Linked DNA regions of Homo sapiens: region 1 is linked to region 2. A link is a loop called in an ENCODE intact Hi-C map of the cell type or tissue named here. Cell type or tissue: PC-9. All regions are shown on one strand. Links, peaks and the distances in the headings refer to the core of each region. The heading gives the core; the rest is flanking DNA.

Region 1 (11,901 bases), core at 1,363-9,362, 210 kb before region 2:
AGTATAAAAAAGTCCGACAGCCTCTATTATGCTAAGGGAAAAAAAAACTGGACAGAACTGGGCTGCTGTTTTGCGTCAAGAGTTCTGCTGCAGAGTAGATAAATCATGTTGGGTTTTTTCCTCTCTTTTTAAAGACAGTAATAAGGAGGATGAGAGAAGCTAATTTGAAAACTTGGACACAGTAATTGTACCATATGGTGAGCATTTATCCTTTCTGAAATGCACGCTAACAGTCACTTACATGCACACTGCTTTGTTTTACAGTTGTTATTCTCTCTACCATATTCATAAAATGGATTTGAATATCTGATACTCAAGATAAGTTGTGTGTAATTAGCAAGAGAACTGCCTAGGTTTAATTTATTGGCCTTGCACTGCAATCTAGTAAAATGCAAAACAAAATTAAACAATGTGTCCACTTTGTACAGATATTTTTTCTTTAACTCAACAAAACACTAATGAATACAAGTTCATTGGAGTGTTTCTAAGTTAAGGCACAGTGTATTTTGAAAATTCCAACAGAATAAACTATAGCTGTTGATAAGATTTCTGATATGTCACCATAAGAATAATTTTTCAGAAAGATCACCTGGTTTAATTTTGTATTTCACTGAAGCAGATGTAACTCTTCCTCATATACATCAGTAAACCTAGATGCAAGAGAAATTTCCTTGCATATGTCCTAAAAATTTTAGGAAAAGAAATTCTGTCATTTATTAAATAGTTATTAAGTACTCTGTGCCAAGCACCTATCTGGCACGGGGAGGAGAATATAGAAAAGCTTTCACATTTTTTTTAAATCTAAACATAAATTGACTTATTTTGTCTACTTCAAAATTCTATAAAAATCTACTATTTGAAGAAAGACTTTAATAACACTAATAGTACACTGGTTATCATGGCACAATATATATCAAAATATATAGGGAACAAGATTAGTTTAATCAGAAGTAAATTCACTGTAATGACATCTGTGTGACCCTTTTAGGTAAAATATTCTGTGTTTACTCAATATAAACTATGTTCTAAAACTGACATACTCAACTAGAACTCATATGAATCCTTTAAATTTCAAGTGGAGTAAAATCACTGGTTTGAATTTCTACAGCATCCATTTGACCACAAGTATCCTTCTGATCAATATTTTGGGGACATGAAGAAGCAGAATATTTTAAGGTATTGTTAGTTCAAGACAGAACTAAGAGTCCCTACTAAAGCTTGAAGTAATCTGTCTTTAGAAGAAAGACTGTGACTCCACCCAGGAAATTGGGCATAATTACATTAAGAAGGAATGGCTTCATCCAGAAAGTACCACTAATAATTTTCTACAATAAATCTCCATTTTGGCTTAACAGAAATAAACTTGGTCACCCACTACTAGTATAGTGGCTTCCCTTTATGCTACTGGTATTGGGCCATATGACCAATTTACACCTTGGATAAAAATATTCACTTTTGTATACTGCTTTACAGTTTACCAAATATTTTTAAATATTAACATGGGTCTTAAAAGTTCATTATACTGGGCCGACTTTGGTTTCGACATAGACAGATGTTTTGATTGAGAAATATGTGACCAACAACAGAAGTCTGATTCTGCATACTTTCAAACTGGGTGAATCCTACTGTATTAACAATGTCATGATACTATCTGGTGTTAAACAAAAAATGGGATCATTCTCTACAAAGTGGAGAGAGATCATTCTTTTTCTAAAAATCTGCAGAAAAACATTACATAATAACTCTTCTTGTTAAATAAACGAGGGAAAGAAAAAAAGTATTTTTAGAAGAGAAACTTTTCATTATTTTGAAAACAGGTTCAAAGGTGTTACCAAATGACTTATCTTTTTATCACATATGAATAAAAAGCCATTCTTAGTGGAGAAAAAAAAATTGTTTCCATTTAGGAAAATCAAGTTGAGGATATGTGTGTACACTGAATACTCCATTTAGTGATAATACTTAGGGTAAATGGGATGTGAATATAAGATCTGAAAATTTAACAGAATAATGATGGCTTTGTCCAGGAAAGGTGTTGTTACACCATTTGATCAAAAGTTTTTCTTAGTTAAGTCTGTCAACAATTTCTGAACTACCTGAAACCATTTTGATTATATCAATGACAACACTGCAGAAAAATTTGTCTGTAAGGAAAAATTAAGACTGTTTTAAAAGCTTCTAATAAGAAATATTTGCCAAGAATACATGATTTTTAAGAAGAATTCTTCTTCATATAATCACAATTCTGATATCCTTTACCTAAAGGGGAATAGGGATAATTAAATTAGAACAAAGCTGTAAGAAAATGTTCATAAATAAGAATTACAGAACCAAATGATCCTAGTGGGTCTGGTAAACATTCTCATTTTTATTTACCTACGTTGCATCTTTTAAGAGCTCATATCTGCCACAAAAGTAACAAGTTGCTGTTTTCTTATTAAATGTGAATAATTTCTCATAAGATCTAGCAGGTACCAAATACAATTTAATTTATAATGTATGGGGTATTATTAAATACTTGCAAATATTAAGTCAAAGACTGACATACCACTAAGAAAATAATGCAGTGGTCTATTGATACACTAACAATGATGGCAAAACCTAATCCAAGACTTTGGGATGCAAAAAACCTAACATATGGATATGGACTTCCTCAGCAGAAATTCGAGTAATGCATAGTTTAAAACAAACTCTTCATTTCTATAATAAACACAAATCAAGCAATGAGAATACCTAACATAGAATTTTAAATTCAGAAAGACAAGAAATTAAAAAGGATTACTTCATATTTTATAATGATGTTGTGGAAAAAAGAACGAAAAGAGGAGAGGTCATGTCTAGAATAGTATTCAGAAGCAGGCCTCAGCCAAATATTTACCCCTGATACTTGTCTTTAACCTTAGTGCTCTATTAGAACTCTTTCAGTTACAAGGAACAAAGATCCACTGAAGCTAACACAAGTAAAAATGGGTCATTCTAATAATACTAACACTTCATCCAAAGAATACAGGTAGCCCTTTTGCAAGTAAGATCTGGAAGGTGATTAAATCACTTTCTTTTATCTTCTTCAGGGATTGTGTCAAGTCTGGCTTCTGTCCCTGGTCTCTCTCCCATTCCCCTCCCAGGCCTGGATGGATCTCAGTCTGTCTGCTCCATCTTCCACACTCTACCCACCAGCTCCTTAGCTCACTCAGAAGTTTTTTTCCTTCATAAACTCAGCTTGCTGCTACCTCTTCCAGGCAATGCTACCCATGACACATAATACATTAAAGAATGTGGTTTAGTGTTACTTTAGAAATGTTTAAGTAACTTCCATATAATTTCAATTTGTATTAAAGTCTTTTAGTATACTAGGTAATCGAAATGTCTTCCCAAGAGTCATACCCAGTGGCTTTTAAATTGTGGGTCAAGATTTTTAATTTTCAAGGACTAGGTAGTATCAAAAATACTGGAAGCACTGGCAGACTCCACCTGATAAACAGGCTGGGTTCCAATGGTCATTGTCAGAGATTTAAAATTTAGTTTATCATTTTAAAAAATTATTAATACAAATGGTAACTAGTTCCCACATGTCATTAGTTAAAAAAGCACTGTATAACTACTACTTGCTACTTTAATATTTGCTTTCATTCTCCTTACTTCATATGAGAGACAAGTCAGATATTAATATTACCATCAGTATTCTATGCTCAAGAGTTTCAAAGCTATAAGCACCTGATTAAAGAATGAGACACTGAGCACCCTATCATTGGACGGCCACATATCAAAGATGTTATAAAAGAAATTTGAGTTCTGAGTTAAAGGTGGTATCAAACTGCCCCATAGGTTACTTTTAACACCAAGATTCTAGTATATTGGTGATTTTACAGATTAGGAAACCAAGATTTCAAGTTAAGACACATGTTATTGAACTAGTTCTTTTGACTTCAAGTCCAGCTAATTTCGATCATAAAACATACATTGTACATTATACTTGTAAGAAATCCTGGAATCTCAAATTCCTTTTAACAGTACTTTTATTTTTAAAATAAATTATAAGTTAGAATCCAGTTATGCTGAATATGCAACATTTCTATGATTACACCCATTAAAGTATGCAAATAAGAGTAAGGTCAAAGAAGAGAGCTACATTCATTTTACATTGGATGCTATGCATAAGAAAACAGAGGACCTTTCCTTTTCAAGTAGAGTAGCAATTGCTCCTAAAACACCACCCAAGGCTCAGCTGAGGTGGTCTCTTACCATTTGTTTAGAAGGGAATCTGATCTGTAGCTGAAGCAATTATGAACAGGAGGTAAGAAAATCCCCATGTCTTATAACCATTTCCAACATACACACAACTGGGGACATGGATGTCCACAAGCCAACGATTGTATGCATTCTCTGTATCGTTACTTACATAGGAGATGAAAATTGGAAACATCAAGTGAGTCATGTAGTGTATTTTTAATTTATAATTATTAAATCTTCACTTTAAAGTTTTTTTTAAAAAAAAGCTATCTAAAGCCACAAACATTTTACCTATCTACTGTTTTGTTTTGTTTTTTTTCAGACAGTCTCTCTCTGTCGCCAAGGCTGGAGTGCAGTGGCATGATCTTGGCTCACTGCGATCTCTGCCTCCTGGATTCAAGTGATTCTCCTGCCTCAGCCTCCCGAGGCTGCTACCCTTACAGCTGGGATTACAGGCCCTCACCACCACGCCTGGATAATTTTCTTTTTTGTATTTTTTTTTTCAGTAGAGACGGGGTTTCACCGTGTTAGCCAGGATGGTCTCGATCTCCTGACCTCGTGATCTGCCCGCCTCGGCCTCCCAAAGTGCTGGGATTACAGGCATGAGCCACCGCACCCAGCCTCAGCTTCAATTATGAAGAGTAAATGCTAGCAAAATGAATTGATGAATTTTTTCTTTTTAAATATTCTATCCAATATTTTGCATGTCCAAAACACAAGGTAAATTTCACCTATATTTAGGTGTTGTAGAAGTCCAACAAACTGGATTTCATATATGCACAAAACAAGCCATAATCCAATTATTTTCATGGGATAAGTCATTCCCTAAGGGGATAATTCCCTTAGGGATAATTCCCCTAAGGGAATGACTCATTAGGGAAATTATTCAAGTAATGAATCTAACTCCCAGCAAACAAGATATATAAGGTATGCAGTTCTATTCATTTAAACATTCCACCTTTTTCTGAGTATCACATATGTCAAGACAGTCATTGCAAAAACATTTGCAAGCTGCATGTGGAATGTGGCAAAATTCCTTTTTAAAAAAACCGATAGTGTTTAAATCCTATCCCAACTCTCAGAGACTTTTCTTATTTCATAATGCCCCCCTACTCCTACAACTCCCAAAATTACTCTAATTTATTCACATAACTCTCTGCTAACTTTAAGTTTTTTGTATCAATTCCCTAACAAAACATTCCAAATTGTTCTATCTTTTATTCATCTCATCGAGTTCCACACCAAGTCTTCCTCCAACTGGAGTCACACCCCAATTTCTCACTCCTCAGTTCAACTTTAGTTTTCCTGACTACCAATTCCAATTGCTAAGAAATGAGAAGTATATTTTGAGTAAACTAAATTACATACTCAAATCACTGTTGAGTGTATCAGTGAAGGTAATGCTGGCTGCTGAGAGAGGTAAATCATGACAACTTAGTGCTTTACTACAATGAAAGTTTTGTTTCTGGCTCATGTAAGGTCAAAACAATGTTTCCTTTCAATGGCAGTGACTGAAGGACCTAGAATCCTCCCTTTTAGAGGCTCTTCCATCTCCTTGGTTTCATGACTGCCATCAGAAGGGAAGAGAGAAAGAACACTGAACACAGATGTTCATGACCCAAGCCTAGAGGAGGCATGCGTTAATTCTGCTCACATGTGAGTGGCCAGAACTCAGTCGTATGGCCACACCTAACTCCAAGACAGCTGCAAAAAACAGTCTAGATTGGTGCTAGGGCAGAGTAGGTGTATTACGCGCAAACGGATTTGGCCAATCTCTGCTACACTGAACATCTCTTGTATGTTCTTAAATACTTACTTAATAACCTTGGTGTTAAGAGAGAGACATAAGAAATGAAAGCAACTGTATATCTAAAAATGGTGGCCGGGCGCGGTGCCTCACACCTGTAATCCCAGCACTCTGGAAGGCTGTGGTGGGCAGATCACCTGAGATCAGGAGGTCAAGACCAGCCTGACCCCATCTCTACTAAAAATACAAAATTGCCCGGAGAATGGTGGCACATGCCTGTAATCCCAGCAACTCGGGAGGCTGAGGCAGGAGAATCACTTGAACCCAGGAGGTGAGGGTGCAGTGAGCCAAGACCGTGCCATTGCACTCCAGCCTGGGCAACAAGAACAAAACTCAAACTCAAAAAAAATTAAAAATAAAATAAAAATAAAAATGGTTAAAAATGGTTAAAATGGTAAATTTCATGTTACATATATTTTTGCCAAAATAAAAAGGATCTTAAAATCTTTTTGATGAGACCAAAAGACATAGTAAAAAAAAAAAAAAAAAAAAAAGTTCTAAATCAAACATGAGCAAATGTCAAAATATAATTAAAAGCTAAGTATAATATAATCTTCATGTGTTTTATCAATACTACATAGAGTTCTATGATTTTTATCATAAATAGGATCTCAGCCTGACTTGGCCTGTCTGCTCTGGTCTAAAAGATGTGAGGAGAAAAAAAGAGACTTGTTAATATCATAATATTATCTTAAACCAGTAATTCGAATAAAGAGATCTCCTCAAATATTAGTATCTTAAAATTATAAAGTAGATAAATATTAAGGGTTAATACAATTTGGAGCCAATCAAAATGCAATAATCTCTTGTCCTTTTCCTTTTATTTTTTACGTATTCCCAGATGGTCCAACTATTCCGAAAAGCTCACGGTATATACTCTTGAGAAAATAAGCATGTAAAGCATTCTTTTAAAGTACTTGCCACACCATATTCTACTGGCAAATAGGGCTAATGCTGGAGCTCAGAAAACAATACTCCAAAATATGGCACTTCAGCACACAAAGTACTTTGCACTGGAAGGTATCAGAAGCAGCCTCAGAACCTGGATCTCTCTCATCTTCTCCTGCCCTCCTGTCTCTTGCCCCTCATTCTCCCCCAAAGCAAGTACAGACACCAGAATTCCTCCTCACCAAAGCAGATAATAAAGACTAGATCTCTCTTCTCCAAAGCCAGCCATAAAAACTACAATTACTACTCTAACCTTCCCCTCACCTTTCTGTCTAGGAACTGGCCTAGACAGAAATTCTGTCTAGAAATTCTCTGACCTACCCTTGTCCCAATAATATAGGTCATAAGACCCTCATCAGAGGGGTCCTGTCCCATACCTGGGAGGAAGAAACATTACAAGAGAGAGGCCAAGAAGAATCTGAACAGACAGGTCTTGGTGAGTTTTTATATGCAGTCTATTAATATTAGATCATAACCTTTTTGTCCAGTCCTATTTCTACATAGCTGTCCATTTTTCACTGAACCTAAGCACTGAAAAATGGATAGTTGTCCCATATGTTTGGGGTCTTCACTCTGAAGGCTCCTGTGTCATGTAAAACTATAATTAAACAGATTTGTTATGCTTTTCTCTTATTACTCTGTATTTTGTTATAGGAGTGTTGGCCATAACCCTTATGATGGGGAGGAAAGGGATCATTCCCTTTCCACTACTATACTACCAAATATAAACTAGTAGTACCCTTATAATTCTTATATTTTCTTACTATTTTTTACATAATGGAGAGAAAAAGGAGTTAATAACCCTGGGAAATTTACTATGCCAATGTAATCCTACCTACTTTTAGAAGGTATCAAAATATTTGTAGAATTAAAAGAATGCCACTGCTAAAAGGAAACAAATTTGTGTAGTATTAGATAACACTCCTGTTGCTTCCAGGCAAGGCACATCAGAGGTGAGATTACCCTACAGATAACTTTTTTAAGAAAAGATATAAGTAACCTAGGTATTATAATTTTCTAGATAACTTTTAAGTAACATAGACGTTATAATAATTTTCAACTTTTATAGCAGATTTAAATTTCTACATATTATATAACAAAATCTCTAAAGGAGCCAAGCATAAGACATTCCAAATAATTTCCAAACACATTTTGGCTATGAATACATTTCAGTTTTACAGTCATTAAAATTTACACAGCTTAGCAGGTCACAGCAGGTGTTACGTTATTCTCACGAACAAAAGTTTAACATTAAGAACAATTCATATATTTTGACACATCTGCTATATATATTCGTGTTGCAAGGACTAGACTGCGAGCTTAAGGTTTTATTATATTATGCTTACATTTGAACTGGTTATCATAAAAAAGAAACATTATACTATAAAACTTCAGAGAAAAAGATATACATTAAAATAGCAACAACCTAAATTTACTCTATAATATAAAGTTCCATCAAAGCAGCTCCATCTAAATGTTAACATGTCTAAATATTCTGTGCATGCTTCTGAGTACATGCATATGAATAAAATGCTAAGGGGAAAACAACATAATTGCCAAAATTTGTTTTATAAAAGGCATTTCCCCCATCACATAACTTCACCATTTCTAGTAATCATCACACCCCCAGACCAAAGCACGAAGTTAAAGAAGGCCCTTATAATACACATAAAAAGTCAACAACTTCCTTCAGACTAAGAAGAACAAATTCTAAACTAGAGAACCCTGGATGAGAATGACCTGCCCAATCCCCACTGAAAAAGATGGAAAATTTTTTCCTAAATGGAGAGAATCACATAATGATTCATGTCTTCAATAAAACATCAACTAACTCAGAAAAAGAAATACCATGGCAAATTATACCTCAAATATTATATTAGACATGAGCAATGTAAAAACAACTATCACCGTAAGAACCCTGTCTAGGAAGCAATTAATCTTTCTCAAGAAATGCAGTAAGTCTGGGCACCCATTTTCAAAATTATCAAGGCCACTTTTCATTTAAACATTAACATTTATTATTTTCATTTAAAATGTTCAATGTGAAATTGTTAATATGTTAATATGTGTTTTAATACATTAGTTTACAAGTAATAATAAGGTCTGAAAAACAATTTATAAAAATGACTATATGCTGTTATGCTCAAAATAAATCATAAACATTTTTCCCAGCTCACACCAGGCCCTTTATCTGAGGGATTATTACAAAGCAACTAAAAACTCAATCACAATATAACGAAAATAATGTTAGCTGGCATAGGAGAGTGTTTTGAAGTGCTTTCTGAATACCTCAGTCTCACACTCAAATCAGGAGCATCTGTCCACCAACTGTCAAGATAACGTCTAGCCTAGGAGTTTTCCTGAATTCATCACTATTCATAGATGCCTGTCACTATTCAGAAAAAGAAGAAAGAAAGAGCCATACTTTCAAAGCTATTTTCTTTTTCTATATGTCCTAGTAGAGGTGAATATAGAATTTATCACTTTGAAGCCAATGTAGTCTGAATCAACCGGTCCTCCATCTCCAGATCTAAGAATGCAAGTTAAATGTTCTCTAGAAATTATAGATAATTCACTATGTCATATTAATACTTCTCACTTATATTACTACTGATTGAAGGATCTGATCCCTAGACTCAAAGCCATTACCTCACCATTACTTTCACAACTAGAAAGTACAATCCAGCCACCAACCCCTATGGAAAATGGCACAATCAAGAGTAAAGTGTTTCCACTGACGCCAAGCACTGTGATTCATGCATGTAATCTCAGCACTTTGGGAGGCCAAGGTGGGAGGGCTTGAGGACATCATATGAGTTTGAGACTTGGGTAGAGATCCTGTCTCTACAAAAAATACAAAAAAAAATTAGCCAAGCATAGTGGAACCTGCCAGCAGTTCCAGCTACTTGGGAGTCTGAGGTGGAAGATCACTTGAGCACAGGAAGTGGAGGATACAGTGAGCCATAATGCACCAGTGCACTCCAGCCTGAGAGACAGAGTAATATCTGTCTGGGGAAAAAAAGGTGTTTTCATTGGCTTCGTTTTAGATGCTGCTGCAAAATTCAAGTTAAAGCTGTCTCTCTCAAGAAACTTCATTTAAAATGCATTCCTATGAAATTTATATCCTTATTTTCCGAGTCAGAAACAACAAATTTCATTTTATAACAAACATAAATAATCCTCAAAGTATTCAGAAATGCTTTTCTGAGCCACTGTAACAATGCTGTGTGATACAGGAGAGGAAAACAAGACTGTCATCCCTGCAGTCCTCAAAAGAAAAAGTTAACACCAAACAAACAAGATAATACAAGGTAGGCCAAAATCTAGAAAAATTGAGGGGAAAAAAAAAAAAAAGAATCCAGAAAAAGGTAAAACTACCCGTTACTGAGTATGCAGTTGTACCATTTTCTACTTTACATACTAACTAGTTCAGTCAGTAATATCTCTATTTTTAGTTCCTTAAACCTACATACATTAGAGAACTATTAGGTGAGCAAATCAGTAATCAAGACCAAAAACAGAGAATCAATAAGGAATTTAGTTTTCAAAAGCATATTTTTTTCAAATGCAAAAGTAAGGAATTTTTTCCTACATTATAAGACTTATGGTATCTTAATGTTTATTTATTTCCATAATAATTTAAGGGAATGAATCTTCAGTTTTTGTGTAAATATGACTTACCATGGCACTTAATACAAATGCATCCATCTTCTGGGATCCAGACCCACAAGTTCTAATTTCATTTTCTGGAAAACTACACTTTTACCAAGGATTAAGGGGGTTCTAATACAGGTGGACTATTGCCCTCCCTTTAAGAAATACTAATTTAAGAGCTCAGTATCTCCTGGGAGAAAAAACTGAATTTTAAACTAAAATCATTCTTAAATCATTCAGATCTCTGGCCAACAAAATACTTTCCAGTTTCTGAGGGAAAAAAGATGAAGAAAAGGCAACTATTGTTATAAAATATCCTACAATATAGAAGAAAAATCAGGTACACAAGAAACAAAAGTAGGGTTGGGCACAGTGGCTCACACCTATAATCCCAGAACTTTGGGAGGCTGAGGTAGGAGGATCACTTGAGGCCAGGAGTCCAGGACCAGCCTCGGCAACATAGCAAGACCTTGTCTAGACCAAAAAAAAAAAAAAATTAAATTAGCCTGGCATGATGATGCATGCCCGTAGTTCTAGCTACTCGGGAGGTTAGCTTGAGCCCAGGAGTTTGAGGATGCAGTGAGCTATGATAAGGCCACTGCATTCCAGCCTCAGAGACAGAGCGAGCCTTGTCTTTAAAGAAAAAAAAAAAGAGAAAAAGAAATGAAACTGCAATAAGGGCAGTAAGAAAAGTTCTGGAAAGTGTTGACAGTTTCAGAAGGAAGAGTTTACTTTCAAATGGTGACAAGGGAAGACAAGATACAAGAGGTGAAACTTGAGCTATAACTTGAAGGGTTGATGAGTAGGACTTCACCAGTGACTAGAGTGAGTGAAGTATTCCATGGGGGCACTGTGCTATCTGCAAAGATGCAGGAAAAAAAATTATAACACCACTCTCCAGGAATATGTGACCAATCTAGCAGAATAACAGAACAGAACTCAGCCTTTTTTGTGTCTCTACTTCAGAGACAAGAATAATATACTCCAGCAGTAACACTGCTCACTGCATACGGAGATTTGCAAGGGTTAAGGGTCGGGGGCATAACCACAGAAATAAGGTCCTTGTGACAACTAAATAAGATAAAATATTATATTTAAGATCATTACATTCCTTTTGAAGGTCACTTTGACTACTTCAATATACAGTTCAAATATATTTAATTCTTCCAAAATACCATTGCCAAAAAAAATTAGTGAAAAGTGGTAACTGGCTTATATAATTTCGACGATTTAATGAAAACAATACATATGCCACATATACA
Region 2 (11,901 bases), core at 1,310-9,309:
AAACAGGTCAGAACTTCTCAAGAGGCAGGTAGAAGCAGACTTCATTTTCACCCCAGTGATCCCACTGAACTTACTCTATGACCTCACTCTAACTTGCTCTTTGGAAGAAGTCTTGGTCAGATCACATAACCTTGGTGGTTATTATTTGTTTCTTTGTTTCCAATTTTTAAAAAAATTGTGGTAAAATATGTGTAACATAAAGTTTACCATTTTAACCATTTTTAAGTAGATTCACATCATTGTACAGCCGTCCCCACCACCTGTCTTCAGAACTCTTTCCATCTTCCCAAACTGAAACTCTGCACCCACGACCCACTAGCTGTCCATTCTCCCCTCCCCCAACCCTCGGCAACCACCATTCTACATTGTTTCTATGAATTTGACCATGTACTTCATATAAATGGAACCATACAATGTTTGTCCTTTTGTCACTGGCTTATACTACTTAGCATAACGTCCTCAAGACTCATCCATGTTGTAGTGTGTGTTGGAATTTCCTTCTTTTTTAAGGCCAAATCATATTTCACTGTAGGTTTGTATCACATTTTGTCTGTCCTTTGATCTGTCGTTGGATACATGGGTTGCTTCCACCTTTCGGCTATTGTGAACCCTGCTGATGTGAACATGGGTGTGCAAATGTCTTTATTCAAGTTCCCTGCTTTCCATTCTTTTGGGTGTATACCCAGAAGTGGAATTGCTGAATCATATAGTAATGCTATTTTTAACTTTTTGAGAAACCGCTATACTGTTTTCCACCGAAGCTGTGCCATTTTACATTCCTGGATCGTTATTCTCAGAGAACCAAAATCCCAGTCCAGTCTGACAATCATATGTCTCTGGTTCAGCCTGGTGCAATTTCAAAATGTGATATTTTTATCATACAACAGCTTCTCTCCTCCGCAGCTTGGGCCTTCTTTCTACTTAGAAACCCGCCAGGGAGGAACACGGCCGGCTCATTTTCCCTCCTTGCTTTCCCTCATCTCACGCTCACTGGCTGGCTGCTTTGGCTCCCCAGGGTCAGGCACTGGGTGGGGTGCAGGGAGTTAGGGACACCATTGACGTCTGGCAGTGGTCCCTTCTGGGTGGGACCGATGTCCAAAATGACTGTCTCTCCTTGAGTCCCTTTGCGAGTTTCTCAGAAATCCTTTCTCCAGCTATTGGGGAGACTGAGGCAAGACTGCTTGAGCCTGGGAGGTCAAAGCTGCAGTGAGCTATGATTGCACCACTGCACTCCAGACTGGGCAACAGAGCAAGACCCCATGTCTTTAAAAAATTCCTTCTTGGAATCTGTTTCTGGCAATGCTTTTCCTCTGGCTATGTGTTTGTGGGTCATGCTCAGCCCCTGGGATCCTAGCAATCTGTCCCTGTGCAGGGGGATGTCTGTTCCTCCAGAGGGTCCTTGTAGGTAGAGTCTTTTTTTTTTTTTAATGGCACCCCAAGGCCAGCCCTTTTGTGCTGTGGGTAGAAGTGTAGCTTCCTCCCTATGAAGTCTTTCCTCTGGTTGCTCTGCCAATGCTAGTCAGACTCCTGTGTTTAGATGTGTACCCTGGAAGAGCCGGTTACCAGCTCCTCTTTCTCCTAAATTCCAGAGGACCCGTGTCAAGCTGCTGGTATGGATTTCTTGAAGTCTGCTCTTACTCAGGCTTAGTGTGGGGCAACCACACCCTTCCTCTCCTGTGAGCTGCAGTGATTACTGGTGACTTTCTAATACACAGTCCTTCTTGCCCTTCTTCTCCTCCCCTAGAAGCCTCCAGGTTGGTGACGGTGGTGGGCTCATGCTAGCAGAATCAGATTCACAGTCCCCTGTTTTTCTTACAAAGGTGAACTAGTGTCTTCCTCCAGGGCAGCGTTTCTCAAACACAGCCCTACTGACATTTGGGGCCAGAAAATTCCATGCTGTGAGGCCTGCCCCGTGCATTTCAGGATGTTTAGCAACATCCCTGGCCTCTGCTCACTAATTTCCAGTAGTATCACCTCCGGTTGTGACAACCAAGAATGTCTCCAGACATTGTGAAATACCTCTTGGAGGGCAAAATTGCTCCCGGTTGAGGAGCACTGCTGTGGTGTCTTGAGCTGCTTTTGGCCTTTGGCATTCCACAGAGCCCCCTTTTGTTATTCTGTGGTAGATGGCTTCTGATATACGGGAGCTACAGCCAGGCTGCAGGCAGACCCTGAGGAGACTTGCAGGAAGCTAAATTGAAGTCGTTTCTGTTTACTGCCATCTTCTTGTCTCTTTAGAAAATTCTTGTTTATGTGTTGCAACCTCGCCTTAGCTGTAACCCAGGAGGTCAAAAAGCAGGTGACATGGGCACACGGGGAGGGAATGCAGCCCCTCTGCCAACCTGCCCCGGCAAGGCCAGCCTTGGCTGTGGGGCGGTTGATAATTAGTGAGCCTTCGCAGAGAACAATAACCTGGGCTTCCAAATCCTGCTGCCTCTTCCTACAGGGAGAACCTCCCTTCTTTGTTAACCTAGGCAGATTTGGATTTCTTTCCTTTTTTTTTTTTCTTTTTTAAGGAAATCAGCAGTTTCCTTATTATGTTCTATTGGGATTGGACAAACCCTAAGAGCCAGGGTGTGGGAGCTGAGCTGTTTGAGCCTGTCCTGCTTCAGGTCAGGTTTGTTTTTGGTACAGAGCTGGGCCCTGCACTGGGGAAGGGGAGGAAAGTAGCTGTTATTGACTGGACAGTCTGATAGGAACCCTTCTTTCAAAGAAGATTGTATGTGTGTATGTGTGTGTGTGTGTGTGTGTGTGTTTCCCAACTAAGTGTATCGGTTGCTCATGGGCAATAAATGAGTAAGGGACCCTCTTGGGCTTCCCAGCCTAGTCGCAAGCCCCCATAGTGAGTGCTCAGCTCTGGCCTCTGGCCCCAGTCTCTGTTGCCCTCGAGAGCGCTTGGCCAGGGAACTTGTCTTGCTCTTGGCAGCTCTGATCCCAGAGGCCAAAGTCACAGCTTTAACAATATAATCCTGAATATAGGAGCCATAAGCAGACTTACCTACATTTCTGTACTTTTAGTGAAATAGAAGTATAGGATGAGTAGATGTACAAGTAAAAGATTATCAAACATGAGAGGTGATAGGAGAGAAGGCTCAGAAACAAACAAAAGAGTAAGAGACAGATGCTGCCAGAAGCAAAATTACATACATAGACCAACAGAAGAATGAAAAATAATAGGAAAATATATGGAAACATAAAGGAAACAGATTTGAAATATAATATCCCACCTGGTGTGCAGCTACTTTACATGAGCCATTCTTGAGAAGTTTCAAGGAAGCGCCATGGGATGGAAGCGTTTTGGAGAATGAGGAGGAGGTGACCTGGCCTACTGAGATAGACGTCGGGATAGGGTTCTGTGCCTATGCAATAGCCATTTGCCCATAATTTCCCCCGCCACCCCCCACCTCCAGCAGGTATTGGGCAAAGATTTTATTCCAGGAGTGAATCATGATGGGCCTGAACTTATTTTCGTTGTGTTAAGTGATTGATCTGGGTATGGCCATGAGACCCAGTGCAGCCAATAAGATGCAAAGAGAAGTCTACAGAGGGCTTCCCTTCCTGAATCCAAAGGGAGCCCAGCAAGGGCAAAATGTTTTTGCCTCTGCCCAGTTCTCGCTTGCTGGGGATGCCCGTGAGAGAATACGATACCGGAAGCTTTGTTAGCTAACTTTGGACTCTGAGCTGACAAATATTAGAATGAAAAACCAATCCACAGAGCATGGTGGAACAGAGGCACAGGAACAGTCTGGCCGGTGAGGGGACCCTTGAGCTGCTGAACTACCCTGCACCCACCCACCCCTCCAGACTCTCGTGAGGGCAACAGTGAATAATCCTTACCGTTAAGCCATGGCTAATTGTTTTTTTCTCCTGATCTAACACATGCTAAGCGGATGCACCAAGCAACCCCTATATTATATGTTTCCTATTTCTTTAAATGGTCTATTAAGCCAAGTTCTTAGGAAATGACTTACATTTTTCTTTAAAAAAAAAAAAAAACTTAAAAAAATCCTGAGAGCTAAGTAAAAGGTTATGGAAAAATAGAATTCTTTACAAAAATAACACACTGCATACATATTTGCTTGATATTGTGAGAACCGCTCAGGCTTAGAGAAACATTTTTTAATGTCTGGTGTTGTTGATCTTGGACATGGTTATCTTGCTCTCTGTCAAATGCTGGATTCCCACCGAGAAGCAGCCACTTACTTTTCCCTCGCTTTTTGTTCTGATGATGCTAGCGATCCCTTGTATGACAGACACAGAAAAGAATGCAGGACACAAATGGGGGAATGCATTCAACTCACATAAGAATTTAATGAGTCAATCCAGATTACAAACCCCTCACTGGCAAGGTTATATCTTTGTAGTGATTTGTTCTCACCTCCTTCTATTGTTGTTTACTTTCTCTATGCCAACAACAGTAGTCAGAGATTAGAGTGACTCTCGCCATTCATCAATAGAGGTTCAGTGGCCTGAGGTTTCGAGCTGTGGCTTTTGTTCCAGCTAGATATTTTCATGTAGTTTAAATTAATAAAACATGAAGGAATTTCCAGTATAATGCATGTGCACTGCTTTGCTCTTTGACTGCATATTAAGTGTATGCATATGTCGTCCTTCTAAGGAAATAGAATCACACAGCTCTAAGCTTTAACTTGCTGTCCAGGTTCCCATTTGATTCTCCCTCTATTTCTTTTTTTAGGAGAAAATATGTAATAAAAACAGGGACAAGAACTTTGGTTTTTCTTGTTGCTAATAACAGAGAATTACCAGAGCAGCTCTTTCTCTCGTCCTTCATCATGGGAAAGAATGATGCTAGCAATGCCTGGGACTGAAGGTCACGCTGCCTGGCTTTGTGGGGACAGATGGCCATTGCTCATCATGTTAGCAAGGAGCTTGATGCTCACTTCTGGACATCAGCTGCTCACTATGTATATTAAGTGATAATTTAGCTTCAGGTGGCACTGACCCTGGTGCTGTCTCATCTCCTGCCACCTTAATGGGAAATATTCAGACAGCAGTACCTTACTTGCCAGTCTTCCATTATGAAACACAAGCAGACTCTTTCATATACCAAATAATGATAATAATACGTACTATTGCGTCTTATCATTTGGATTTTGCTTCGCCACCTAGACATTCTTAATTCAGAAGTCCAAGGGACAATTTTGTAAGTTATATGAAAAACAAACCACCTTGTGAAAACAAAGCAACAGGAGCCACGGGGCTGAGGTGGGTGGGAAGGAGCAGAGCATGGCAGGGGTTGAGGCAAGGCCGCTTTCATCAAGAGCTGGACCATCACTAGGATTCAGAAGAATATGAACTTCTTTGGTTTTGGGGCTTTACTGAGAAGTTCTCTGCTTCTAAAGTAGCTTACAGTTCTCTGAAGCAGCTGCATCATTAATTCTCATTGAATTCCTATAAAGTCAATGCCTTCATGGGTAAGTGGAAGAGCCAGGCTCCCAGCGCCAGCCAGCTCTTCTTAGATGTTTGTTAACCCCAGGGTCCCACTTAGATGGTCCTAGAAACATTTATTTTATTTTATATATATATATATTTTTACCACATTCCGTGATGGTCTGGGTACAGTATCTACTATATATATTATATAGTACCGGACAAAATATTGAATCAGGCTATGGAAAATATGGATAGGATTGGAGGACCACAATCCAAAAATCATAAAATCTTACACTTCTGCTAAAATGGACTGACAAATTTGGATCTCAGTTTCTTGGTTACCAGAGGAAAATGGGAAATATGGTAAATTGTAAAATTAAGGAACATATTCTCAACTTCAGAATTCAAATTTTCATACAGAAAAAAGCATGCCGCTTTTTAAAAAGATGCAAATTTTTCCTGACTCTCAGGTCTTCATAAGAGTTCTGGCTTGTGACCAGGTGCGGTGGCTCACACTTGTAATCCCAGCACTTTGGGAGGCCAAGGTGGGCGGATCACCTGAGGTCAGGAGTTTGAGACCAGCCTGACCAACATGGTGAAACCCTGTCTCTACTAAAAATACAAAATTAGCCAGGCATGGTGGCACACACCTGTAATCCCAGCTACTCGGGAGGTTGAGGCAGGAGAATCACTTAAACCTGGTAGGCAGAGGTTGCAGTGAGACGAGATCGTGCCATTGCACTCTAGCCTGGGCAACAAGAGCAAAACTCTGCCTCAAAAAAAAAAAAAAAAAAAAAAGAGTTCTGGCTTGCATCTTTTCTTTTTTGTGATGAATTCTTGCTCTGTCACCCAGGTTGGAGTGCAGTGGCATGATCTTGGCTCACTGCAACTTCCATCTCCTGAGTTCCAGTGATTCTCCTGCCTCAGCCGCCCGAATAGCTGGGATTACAGGGGTGCACCACCATGGCTGGCTAAGTTTTGTACTTTTAGTAGAGACGGGGTTTCACCATGTTGGCCAGGCTCGTCTCAAACTCCTGACCTCAGGTGATCTGCCCGCCTCCCAAAGTGCTGGGATTATAGGCATGAGCTACCACACCCAGCCTGGCTTGCCCTTCATAGGCCACAGATACTCATGTAATAGGCAACAGGCAATAACTTTACCAATAAATCCATTAAAAGGTTTCCTGCTGTGTGCATACAGCTATATCCACAAGTCTGAAGTACTCTTGAGCCCATGCCATGGTGTGCCTTGCGGAAGCCATTTCTTCCACTCTGTTGTATGGGCTTAGATCTTCGTATGCCAGTTCTAGAGTTCTAGGGAAGCATTTGCCTTCAACTATGTTGCAGAAGACTCACTCCCTTTCCAGGCCAGATATGTGCAGAATCTTGCATGCTCCCTTTTTCTTTCCAGAAGCATCTCTACGAAGCTTTCCTGACTGATTTTCTCAGATATGCCCTCATACAGGATTTAAAAGGCAGGGGTGGGCCTGAGAAAATCTCACCCTAATCATTGTAGAGCTGTGACCAGAGCAGCAAATAAAGACATAGTCAGTGACTTCCCTAGCTCAGTCCCCAGGCTTAAAAAAGCCAGGCTTGTTTTTTTGTTTTTTTGTTTTTTTCCCCTAGACCATGTTATTAACCATAGACTCATCATGATGCCTGCTAATTTGCTTCTAAGTTATAAGGAAATACCTGTGGGAAGCAACTGAAATTCAGTTGTATATTCAACGTACTGAAGAAGGAATTCTGTTAAAGAAGGAGGCCCCCTTGGAAAAGGGGCTTTTCCAATGTCTATATAACAAATGGTGGAGGTAGAAATTTCTTTGATGGATGATGAGTACACATGGGTGCCCTTCTCAGCAGATATGGTTAAGGCCTTCCCTCCAGGGATGGACTAGGATAATGGGAAATTATTTTATATTTGCTAAATGCTTTCTACTTTGCAAAGTTCATGCAAACACATGATCTCATTTGATTTTCACAACGTACCTGAAAAGTCAACAATTATCACTCTCATTCCTGATGAAGAAACTGGGGCTCAAAGAGATTACGTGGCCTGTGTAAGCTTCTGAGCTAGAATTTTCCTCAAACTGTTAAATTCCCGAGGGCCTGCCAACTAGCCAGGTTTTGCAAAACAGACAAGGAGTGGTACTAAGCAGAGTTCCTCCATTCAATCCCAAATTCGTTTAACACATACCTCTGTGCTTTGGTGTCCTCATCTGCAAAATGGGAATAACATGATGTATCTCACACTCAGAGAATGTGGTGCAATTCGAGCCCTACCTGTGCCTGGCGTCTAGATCTAGATGGTGTTCAAGGAAAGTTTGCTATCATTGTGTCTTCGTTTCTTTCCTTACTGGTTGCCAACCTCCACCTTTGAATCTTGCTTGCTTGCTTGCTTACAGGGCCTCGCTCTGTTGTCCAGGCTGAAGTGCAGTGGTGGGATCTCAGCTCACTGCAACCTCTGCCTCCCATGTTCCAGCGATTCCCCTGCCTCGGCCTCCAGAGTAGCTGGGATTACAGGCACCTGCCACTACGCCTGGCTGATTTTTATACTTTTAGTAGAGACGGGGTTTTGCCATGTTGGCCAGGCTGGTCTCGAACTCCTGACCTCAAGTGAGGCACCCACCTAGGCCTCCCAATGTGTTGGGATTACAGGCGTGAGCCACCATGCACCCTGCTGGAATCTTTCTTTCTGCTTCTCTCTTGAAGGCCTTTCTTATTCTAAGTTTTACCCAGTGGCATCCTGTGGAATATTAGAGACAATAGTCATCCCAGGAGTAGAAAATTCAGTCCCAGCTGCCCTGTTTTCCTCCTAACCCTGCAATTTTGGACCGGATCCTGCCATCCTGAGCAGCCAGTGAGTCTGAAAGAGAGGGCTAATTCTAATCCTTTCCCCTGGGACCTCTTAGTGTGGATTCCTTTTTTGTTGTTGTTGTTGTTGGTTTGTTTGAGCAGAGCCACTTTAACTTTTAAGGGGCCCCCAAAGTGTTTTCTTGAAAGGGCTGGGTTGGGAGGCCCCCTCTCGGGCCCCAGGCTATGGCCGGGCCACTTCCTCCCCTCATCAGAATGCACCACCACCCCCAGACTGGAGAGTGTGGGAAGAGCTGCCTGGGACGCTGTGGGTCGAGGAACTTGCTGGAATCTCTGCCACGGGGCCCAGAGCTACCCCGTGCATGACAGAGAAGGACTTAACGAGTGAAGGAGGCTGGTCTCCTGCGTGTCTTTGGACCTGGAAAGGGAGAGGAATTATAAATGACTCAGGGAGCACAAAGAGGGGATTATGGCCCTGGCCGTGAAAGGGAGCGAGCCGGCTGATAATGCACTGCTGCAGCCTCGGCTCATTCCGCTCATGCCTTTGAAGATTTCCCTGCAGCCAGTGGCGCAGGAACACAACCCCGTGGACACGGAAGGGCACCACCGCGGCCCCTGGCAGGCCTCACCTGTAGCCGCTGCGCCCTCCCCGCGGGCACCGGGCTCTGCATCCAGGAGGCTCCAGGAGGCCCAGGGGCCTGTGATTCCCCGCAGCTCGGTCCATGTTAGCCGCCCCAGGCCCTCCTCGTGATTCCAAATAGAGGGGAGCGCGGTGCCCATTCCTTGTTTCTTTCTGATTGCTTACCGCCCGGGCCAGTTGCACAGCATGCGGCCGAACTGCGGGGTGGTTAAGGAGGGACAGCTTATGAAAAAGGTAGGGGTTGTGCAAAAGAGAAAACTCCAAGCATACGCTGGAGTTTTCTTAAAATGCAGATTCAGATCTGATGGCATAGGGATTTCACTCTGCTGCAGAGCTTTCCATGACTTATCTTAGAACGGAACAAACATTTGATGCTTGGCCTTTTATGTGCATAATCTATCAGTTTACAGGTAAGAGGACTGAGGTGGAGAAAATAGCTACATGACTAGGATTAGAACTCGGGTCTCTGGCTTCCTGTTATGCCTTTTAAAGTAGGTCACGCAGCACTTTGGGAGACCAAGGCAGGAGGATCGCTTGAGCCAGGAATTTGAGACCAACCTGGGCAACACAGCAAGACCCCATCTCTACAAAAAATGTAAAAAGTAGCTGGGCATGGTGATGCACCTGTAGTCCCAGCTACTCCAGAGGCTGAGGAGGAGGATCACTTGAGCCCAGGAGTTCAAGGCTGCAATGAGCTAGGATTTCACTCCAGCCTGTCTCTTAAAACAACAACAGGCTGGGCACATTGGCTCACGGCTGTCATCTCAGCACTTTGGGAGGCTGAGGCGGGCGGATCACCTGAGGTCAGGAGTTCGAGACCAGCCTGGCCAACATGGTAAAACTCCGTCTCTACCAAAAATACAAAAAAAGTTAGCTGGGTGTGGTGGTGGGCAACTGTAATCCCAGCTACTCGGGAGGCTGAAGCAGAATCACTTGAACCTGGGAGGCAGAGGTTGTGGTGAGCTGAGATGGTGCCACTGCACTCCAGCCTAGGCAACAAGAACAAAACTCCATCTCAAAAACAAAAACAAAACAAAACAGAACAAAAAAACAACCTACAACAAAAGTAGGTGAGTTGAAGCCTGGTCACTCTGAGCCACAGGACCTCAGGTCCTTTTGTGCCTCCGTCCATGTAGCCTTTGGAAAATTCAGAATGTTGGAGTGGGTACTGAACCCGGATGGGAGTGGCTAGGTGAGAGAGAAGGTATGCGTGTGTCTGAATGAGGTTCTTAGTTTAACATTTTACGTGTCTGTGAGTGGTATGAAGTTGGTAACCTCTCACTGCTGCTGCATTCTAGTGGGTCCTCTGAATTTCAAACTCCCTTTGGCTAGAGAGAAGGTAGGGCAGGAGATTGTGAGCTATGGGCAGTAGGGGATAGCTGGGACTGAACTGTCTCTGTCTGGGCATGTAACTCCTCCCCCACGCTGTAGACTATGAACGATCCCTTCCCACCTGGCCCTCCGCTCTCAAACATCTCTGCTCCAAGCTCATAGATAGGCAGAAGCACACTGCCACTAAAAACCAGGGTTCTAACTGGGCATGATGGCATTATTTCCCACAATAAAACCAGCCGACCAAACAAATGTCAGCAAGACATCCTTTAGTTCTTGCAGACATGGAAATCTTCTTTTTATTATAGCTAAGAATAAAATGTGATTTTGTAGAAGCTTTTTTTTAATAATTAACTTACTGTTTTTGAAGACTAGTCCAGAAGAGTAAGCAGGAGACTGAGTTTCAAACTTTGGTCCTACCTTTTCCTCTCACTATGAGCTTGGGACAAGGCACTAACCCCCCTAGTGTCGGCCTGTTTATACGGAAAATGAGAAAAATGCATTGATCAACCAAAAATAATTAAAAATTTACAATGTGGCAATTACTAAGCCTGGAGATATAGTTCTCACATGGAACTTATATTCAAATGGGGAAAACAGATATTAGGTAAGAGACACAATGAGAATTACATATTATGGTGAGTACGATGACGAAAGTGACCACGGTGAGCCGCAATCACAGGTGACCCTTCAGAAAGAGCAGCACTTTCCAAAATGTGGTCTGCAGACTCTTGGTAGGGAGTAGTGGTAGAGGTTGAAACCCTTTCAGGGAGCCCACAAAGTCAAGATAATTTTCATAATAATGCTAAGATGTTTTCCTCCCCTTCCCCTCCCCTCCCCTGCCATTCCCTTCCCCTCCCTCCCCCTCCCTTCCTTCCTTTCCCTCTCCCTCCCTCCCTTCCTCTCCCTTCCCCTCCTTCCCTCTCCCTCCCTTCCTCTCCCTTCCCCTCCCTCCCCTCCCCTTCCCTTTCGTTCCCTACCTTCCCCTCCCATCCGTTCCCCTCCCCTCCCTTCCCCTCCCCTTCCCTTCCCCTCCCCTCCCTTCCCCTCCCCTCCCCTTCCCCTCTTATCCTCTTCCTTCATCTCCCCTCCCCTCCCCTCCCCTTCCCCTCCCATCCCCTACCTTTATCTCCCCTCCCCTCCTCTTCCCTCCCCTTCCCTTCCTCTCCCTACCCCTCCCTTCCCCTCCCTTCCCCTCCCTTCCCCTCCCTTCCTCTCCCTTCTCCTTCCTTCCCCTCCCTTCCCCTCCCCTCCCCTTCCCTCCATTCCCCTCCTGTTCCCTTCCCCTGCCTTCCCTTCCCCTTCCTTCCCCTCCCTTCCCCTCTCATCCTCTCCCCTCCCTTTCCTTTCCTTTTTTTTGAGACAGAGTTTTGCTCTGTTGCCCAGGCTGGAGTGCAGTGGCACGATCATGGCTCACTGCAGCCTCGACCTCCTAGGCTCAAGCAGTTCTCTCATCTCAGCCTCCTGAGTAGCTGGGACTGCAAGTGCATGCCACCATGCCCAGCAAATTTATTTATTAATTTTTTGTAGAGACAGAGTCTTACTGTGTTGCTAGTGCTGGTCTCAAATTGCTGGGCTCAAGCAATCCTCCTGCCTCAGCCTCCCAAAATGCTGTGATTACAGGCATAAGCCACCATGCCTGGCCTCCTTTTTTCATTGTATTTACATTTGCACTGATGAAATAAAAGTCATAATGGGTAAAACTGCTTGCACCTCAGCAA

The links. Peaks named below come from ENCODE experiments on the same cell type or tissue, not always from the same donor. Only the 100,000 strongest peaks of a DNase experiment are listed, where the experiment ranks them.
Region 1: a loop joins it to region 2, with 2.4 times the contacts of the local background. A loop is called at or near these places in 2 of 110 quality-filtered maps.

Annotation. Positions count from the first base shown.
Region 1 is chr1:243,713,921-243,725,821 of GRCh38, forward strand. All of the region lies in intron 2 of AKT3 (AKT serine/threonine kinase 3), which reads right to left. Among named protein-coding and RNA genes, the nearest start is that of AKT3-IT1, 75 kb to the right of the region's middle. RefSeq lists an enhancer at 1-671. In PC-9, for the core only: no CTCF peak of the experiment used is centred there; a DNase peak (open chromatin) is centred at 5,151; H3K27ac peaks cover 2,301 bases.
Region 2 is chr1:243,922,766-243,934,666 of GRCh38, forward strand. All of the region lies in intron 1 of LINC02774 (long intergenic non-protein coding RNA 2774), which reads left to right. Among named protein-coding and RNA genes, the nearest start is that of LINC02774, 11 kb to the left of the region's middle. RefSeq lists an enhancer at 1,543-2,191. In PC-9, for the core only: no CTCF peak of the experiment used is centred there; DNase peaks (open chromatin) are centred at 1,606, 2,016 and 4,336; H3K4me3 peaks cover 1,992 bases; H3K27ac peaks cover 4,732 bases.